2 separate regions of the Homo sapiens genome follow, and region 1 is linked to region 2. A link is a loop called in an ENCODE intact Hi-C map of the cell type or tissue named here. Cell type or tissue: ascending aorta. All regions are shown on one strand. Links, peaks and the distances in the headings refer to the core of each region. The heading gives the core; the rest is flanking DNA.

What was found. Peaks named below come from ENCODE experiments on the same cell type or tissue, not always from the same donor. Only the 100,000 strongest peaks of a DNase experiment are listed, where the experiment ranks them.
Region 1: a loop joins it to region 2, with 2.5 times the contacts of the local background. A loop is called at or near these places in 16 of 110 quality-filtered maps.

Annotation. Positions count from the first base shown.
Region 1 is chr3:72,346,326-72,349,230 of GRCh38, reverse strand. No RefSeq gene overlaps it. Among named protein-coding and RNA genes, the nearest start is that of RYBP, 99 kb to the left of the region's middle. In ascending aorta, for the core only: a CTCF peak has its summit at 1,289; DNase peaks (open chromatin) are centred at 1,160 and 2,390; H3K4me3 peaks cover 703 bases; H3K27ac peaks cover 1,881 bases.
Region 2 is chr3:72,268,838-72,271,742 of GRCh38, reverse strand. No RefSeq gene overlaps it. Among named protein-coding and RNA genes, the nearest start is that of LINC00870, 120 kb to the right of the region's middle. RefSeq lists enhancers at 1,424-1,673, 1,536-2,735. In ascending aorta, for the core only: no CTCF peak of the experiment used is centred there; a DNase peak (open chromatin) is centred at 1,522.

The DNA.
Region 1 (2,905 bases), core at 95-2,594, 77 kb before region 2:
ATTCTGTTGGCCAAAAGAAGCCAAGCATTCCATCACTGTACAAAGCAGATGCACAACCCACTTCCTCTGCAGTCCCATCTCCACACAATGGCAGCTTACTGCAAGACCACCTTGCCTTAAAAACTTTTGCCTCTTCTTTCCATGAGAATGAGGTTGGAAATTTTCCCAAAACAAAACAAAACAAAAAAAAGAAAAAAAGAAAAAAACTTTACTAAAGACTAAAGGGAGAAACACAGAGAGGCTGTAGGGGATGTCCACCAGTTCTGCTTGTGAAGCCTCCATTCAGCTGGTAATTCCCAATCTCCTCTTAGAGAATCACCTCTCCTCATTCTCGGTCCCTGTGATTTGAGGGTGAGAGGTTACTGCCCTGGCCTGCCAACGTCAGGGGTGGACACCTGATCCATTCCTGGCCAATGGAAATACTGCTGCAAATCCTTGTCCATATGACTGTCTCTGGGCTGGTCATCTCACCCAAACTGGGCCAGTGACTTATACTAGGGCTATTAGAACAGGGATTCACATTTCTGGTGAGTCTGTGAAGCTTCTAGTATATAAGCTGGGAGCCTCTGGTAGCCATATTTGGTACCTCTCATACCATAAAGTGAAGCTCACACAGAGGCAAACAGGGCCAAAGGATGAGGCAACATTGAGAGAACATTGAGCATCTGGATCCAGCTGTGCCTGAAAGCCCTAAACTACAACAAATTTCTTTTTGGGGTAGGGGTTGGGGATAAGCCAGTTTGAATTGGATATTTGTCCCTTGCAACCAAACAACACCTTACTAATTCAGAAATAGAGGCAAAGGTAAGTAAGATGGTTGAGATCAGACTTGGGTTCAAATCCTGGCCCTGCCACTTAGAGCTGTGTGCCCTTGAGGAGTCTTGATCTCCGCATCTGTCAAATGGGAATAGTCATGCTGCCTTTGAGGTGGTTGTGAGGGTAAACCATATAAAACGGGTTGTCTGGGTCTGGTGAATGGCTGATGCGTATGCTAACTCGAGGATTCAGAAGCAGGCTTCCTGTCTGCCCTGGGCGAAAGTCCAGCCTCACAGTTTCTTTGCCCACAGATCCCACAAGTCACGCGACCTCCCCTTCCTGTTGCTCACAGGAGGCCGGGGTTGGCACGGGCTCCGAGCTCTGGCAGGCTGCGCCTTCTCTCCCAGAACGTCCCTCTCGCCAGCTCTCGCCTTCTCTCCAGGCCACCTCTGGGCCCAGCAGCTCTGTACCTTGGAATGCGGCTGTGCTCGCCCTGCAGACCGGCCCCGCCCTGCCCCTGGCGGAGGAGCTTTTCCCCTTCACAGAACTGCAGGCCCTTAGTGGCAGGAGACCGGGGGCCCTAGAGACTCCTTCAGCTTTCTTGGAGGGAAATCTCAGGTTCCCAGGGCACAGAGCAGCAAGTGGCACGCCCAGAATTCAAACCCTGGCCTTTGCCTCCATGCTGCTTCTGCCCTCAACTCCCTCCCTGGGAGCACTGCCCCACGTGGGGGTCACAATCAGGGGACATACCAACCAAGGAAATTTTTTTTTTTTTGGAGACAGGGTCTTGCTCTGTTGCCAGGCTGGAGTGCAGTGGCATGAACATGGCTCACTGCAGCCTTGACCTCCTAGGTTCAAGTGACCCTCCCACCTTGACCTCCCAAAGTGCTGGGATTACAGGCATGAGCCATCATGACTGGCCCCAAGGAATATTTTTAATCTTCATAGCTATAGACAAGTCAGCAGCTATTCCCAGCCCCTTCTGCACGAGAATGCAAGCTCCACAAGGACGGGGTTTTTTTGTCTGCTTCATCCCTACTGTGTTTCCAGAGCCTTAAATACTGCCCCATTCACAGTCAGTGCTTCATAAATGTTTCGTTGACAGAATAAGAGGATGGAGTGAATGAATGCATGCGGTGCTGCTTCTCCCTCTGATAAGTGACATAAAGTTCTATTTGTAAATATTTTATATGGCTTTTTTTTTTGACATAGAGTCTCGCTCTGTTGCTCAGGCTGGAGTGTAGTGGCGCGACCTTGGCTCACTGCAACCTCAGCCTCCTGGGTTCAAGTGATTCTCGTGCCTCAGCCTCCTGAGTAGCAGGGATTACACTCAACAAATATTCATAGCCCCCACACCAGGCTAATTTTTTTAATTTTAGTAGAGGCTGCGTTTCACTATGTTGGCCAGGCTGGTCTCAAACTCCTGGCCTCAAGTGATCCGCTCATCTCGGCCTCCTAAAATGCTGGGATTACAGACATGAACCATGGCTCCCAGCCTGTAAATACATTTGAGTAAGAAAAAGTTAAGTCAGTTAGAAGGCAAATGCTAAGGGAAGAGCAGCAGGGTGGTGAGTGGAAGTAGAAACAGCAGTCAGGTGGGGCCGGGATGCTGGGATTTAGGCAATGTCGGGTGACTCAGCTCTGCTGTTCCTTCCAGCAGAAAATTCTGTGGTTCTCAGAAGCATGCTCTTCATGGGCTGAAGCAAGAGGTGAGTTCGCTCTTCCCCTGTGTATTCGTTTCCTGTAGCTGTCATAACAAATTAACTACAAACTGGTGGCTTACAACAACAGAAAAGTATTCTTTTACAGTTCTGGAGGCCGGAAGTCTGACCAAGTTGTCAGCAGGGCCACGCTCCCTTCGAAGGCGCTGGGGGAGAATGCTTCCCAGCCTCTTCCAGATTCTGGCTCCAGGCTTTCCATGGCTGTGGCCCCATCACTCCAATATATCTGCCTCTGTTTTCACATGGCCTTCTCCTCTGTGTTGGTATCTTCACCTCTTCCCTTTCTTAAAAGGATGCTTGTCATTGGATTTAAGACCCACACAGGTAATCTAAGATGATCTCATCTTGAGATCCTTAATTTAATTACATCTGCAAATACCTTTTTTCAAATGTAATCAGGTCACATTCACAGGCTTCAGGGGTTAGGA
Region 2 (2,905 bases), core at 90-2,589:
TTTCAGCTTTGATACATTAGTTCATCCAACCTGTTTTCAGCCTCCAAATACATACATGCACACACACACACACACACACACACACGTATGTATTTGGACATCTCTTCTTGCATTTCTCCCTTTTCTTTTTTACCTTGCAGGCTTATTTATGACTTTTTAGAAATTTATTTGCTGGCATGTGAGTTATTCTCAGGAAGGAGCAGAGAACAGTACATGTTTTCTCTGCCATGCCTTGCAGGAAGTCTCATTTCCTCAACGCGTGAGATGGGCGTTGGGTCAGGCAGAAGCGGGTTCCCATCTTGGCTGGGCTCCTCTCAGCTAAGTGGCCTTGGACAAGCACATTGACCCCATCTGAGCCTGGTTTCCTTTCTAGCCTGGCCTCCCTTCAAAGTAAGAAGAGTAAAGTGGGATGATAATGAAAATAGACCACAGAACTCGTGGGCAGCGCCAAGCTTGGGCCCAACATAGGTGGCTGGGGTTAGGCTCTTTGAAGAAGCTCCTCAAGCCTGCATCTCCCAGGGTCTTCTACAACTTCCTCAGCTCCTTGTCTCCCTGCCTGCCTCTCTCACAGGACCTCAGAACCCATCCAGCAGTCTAAAGGGGACACATTTTATTCCATCCCTGCTTTTCAGCAATTCATTTTCTCTAGGGCTTCAGAGCAAAAACTGCCTCTTCTTTCTGCCAAAGGGCTTACCAGCCCACCCTTTCCTCCAATAGCTGGATTTTGTTTAATTTTTAATTTTTTTTTTGAGGCGGAGTCTCCCTCTGTTGCCCAGGCTGGAGGGCAGTGGCGTAATCTCGGCTCACTGCAACCTCTGTTCCAGTGGGTGTCATGTCTCATGCTCCCGAGTAGCTGGGATTACAGGCACCTGCCACCATGCCAGCTATGAATACCTGAATTTTAAATCCTAGATTGCACTCAGTTTTGATGCCTGTTGCTCCCCATCCCCAGCCTCACCTCTGCCCCGCACACCTACTCTTTTTTGACCCATTCTAGCCAAGCTCAGAGAAAGGCATCTTCCCCCAGGAAGCCTTTCCTAAGTCTGTCAGCCTTCACAGAGGTCCCCCTCACTCTGTGCTTCCTGTTTTTAGGCAAGAGCAGTGGTCCACGGTGCTTAGGTGTTTGGGTTCTTGAATTTGAGTTTGCATCTCGGCTCTGCTATCATACCTACAAGCTGTGCTACCTTGGGCAAATTACTGCACCACTCTGAGCCTCAGTGTCCTCATGAGTAAAACATGAGTTAATAATAGGACCTAACAGTCTCTCATGAGATTGTTCCAGAGATGAAATGATGTGACACACATAAAGAAAATGCAGTGGTTAGCATATACGCGTAAGCACTCAAGACAAGTTTATTACAATGTCTATGTCTGCTGTACTTTGATTTTGACTTGCTTTAACTGCCAGGCTGTATCTAGGGGTGGGAAACTTGTCTTCTTCCTTTTTTTTAATACTTTGCAGCCCCACCCCAGTGGCCCGGGATGTCGTCACGCCCCGGAGCAGGAATCCAAAGATATTCTTGCCTGCTAGTCTTGCATCATCCACGGAGTGACCTTGAGCAGGTCATGTCACTTCTCTGAGTCATTTTGCTTTTGGCAGCTGGGAGACAAATTCCTGCTGAAGTAAGCAGAAAAGAAAGTGAAAAAGAGACTGCAGCTTTTCACAAATGTTTCTTCCCTTCTCTCACAAGTTTATTCCCCACCAGCCCAGCCAGAGATTCTTGTTATCTTAGTTAGATGGTACCCTTGGGGTCTCTGGCTCTCTCTGGCTTTTAATCCTGGCTTTACATTAGAATAAACTGGGGAGATTTTAAGGGTCTTTATGCCAGGGCCTAACCTTGAATCAAGGTGGCTGGAATTTTAGGACATGAAGTTGATGTTAGAGGTCTTTAAAAGCTCCTAGTGAGGCTCATGCTGCTGGCCTGTGGTCCGCACTTTGAGTAGTGAGGCTCTAAACAACCCTCTTGTCCTTCCAGGAAGCATCTATCGGGCATCTGAGTCAAGTAAAAGGTACAATTTCCTTTGACAAAGCTCATCCTTTGATCATTGGGTTTCTCCAAGTATGGGGAACTCCCTTCCTCCCAAGGGCCACATTCTGTTGTTTCACAGTGGCTCTGATGGTCAGAAAGTACTGCTTTCCATGTGACTACAGCCAGCATCCTGGAATTTCCATTCCTTAGTCCTTGCTGAGGGTGGCTTAGGCTGGCCCAGGGAGGTCACCATATATCCACGCTAGCCTTCATCTGAATGGCTCTGTCAGGGGTCACACATCAGGGTCACTCAGAGAGCAGTGCTGCAGAGGCACTCTCATGGGTTTCAAAGAGCCCCACCATTCAAAGGCCCTGGTTCCAGAAAAGAGGCCATCCTGCTAAGCGGCATTAGTCTAATGTTTTCCGAATGCACCTCCACTGGAATTTTCTGGACAATGTGTTCAAAATAACCCACTGAATCAGAATCTCCAGGGGAGGATCCAGGGAGCCTGCTTATTTTAACACTGCTCAGGTGAGGGTTATGATCAGGCTTATGCAAAACGCCTTTAAACTGATTGGATTAGCTAACTCTGGCTGCCGAATGTTCCAGGGAGCAGTTATAAGATGGGAAAGAACCTGTGGCTTAGTGAGGGTGAGCAGGTGGGAGTAGGGGTGTCCAGGCCTGGGAAGAGCTCACATCTGGGCCTGGGCCATCAGCAGGTGGTCTCCCAGGATGATGCTGGTGTGTCGCTGTTGTAGCAGAATCCTTTACTCCCTCTCTCCCTGGATGAGTTCTTTTCTTTCAACCTTATCAGTTCTTGGGAAGAAGAGGAGGCAGAAAAGACTATTTGTATCTCACTCATGCCTAGAGAGTCCTGTTCTCTGGGAAAAGATTTACTCTTTCAGGGTCAGTTCTCTGATTGGTTGGTTTGTTT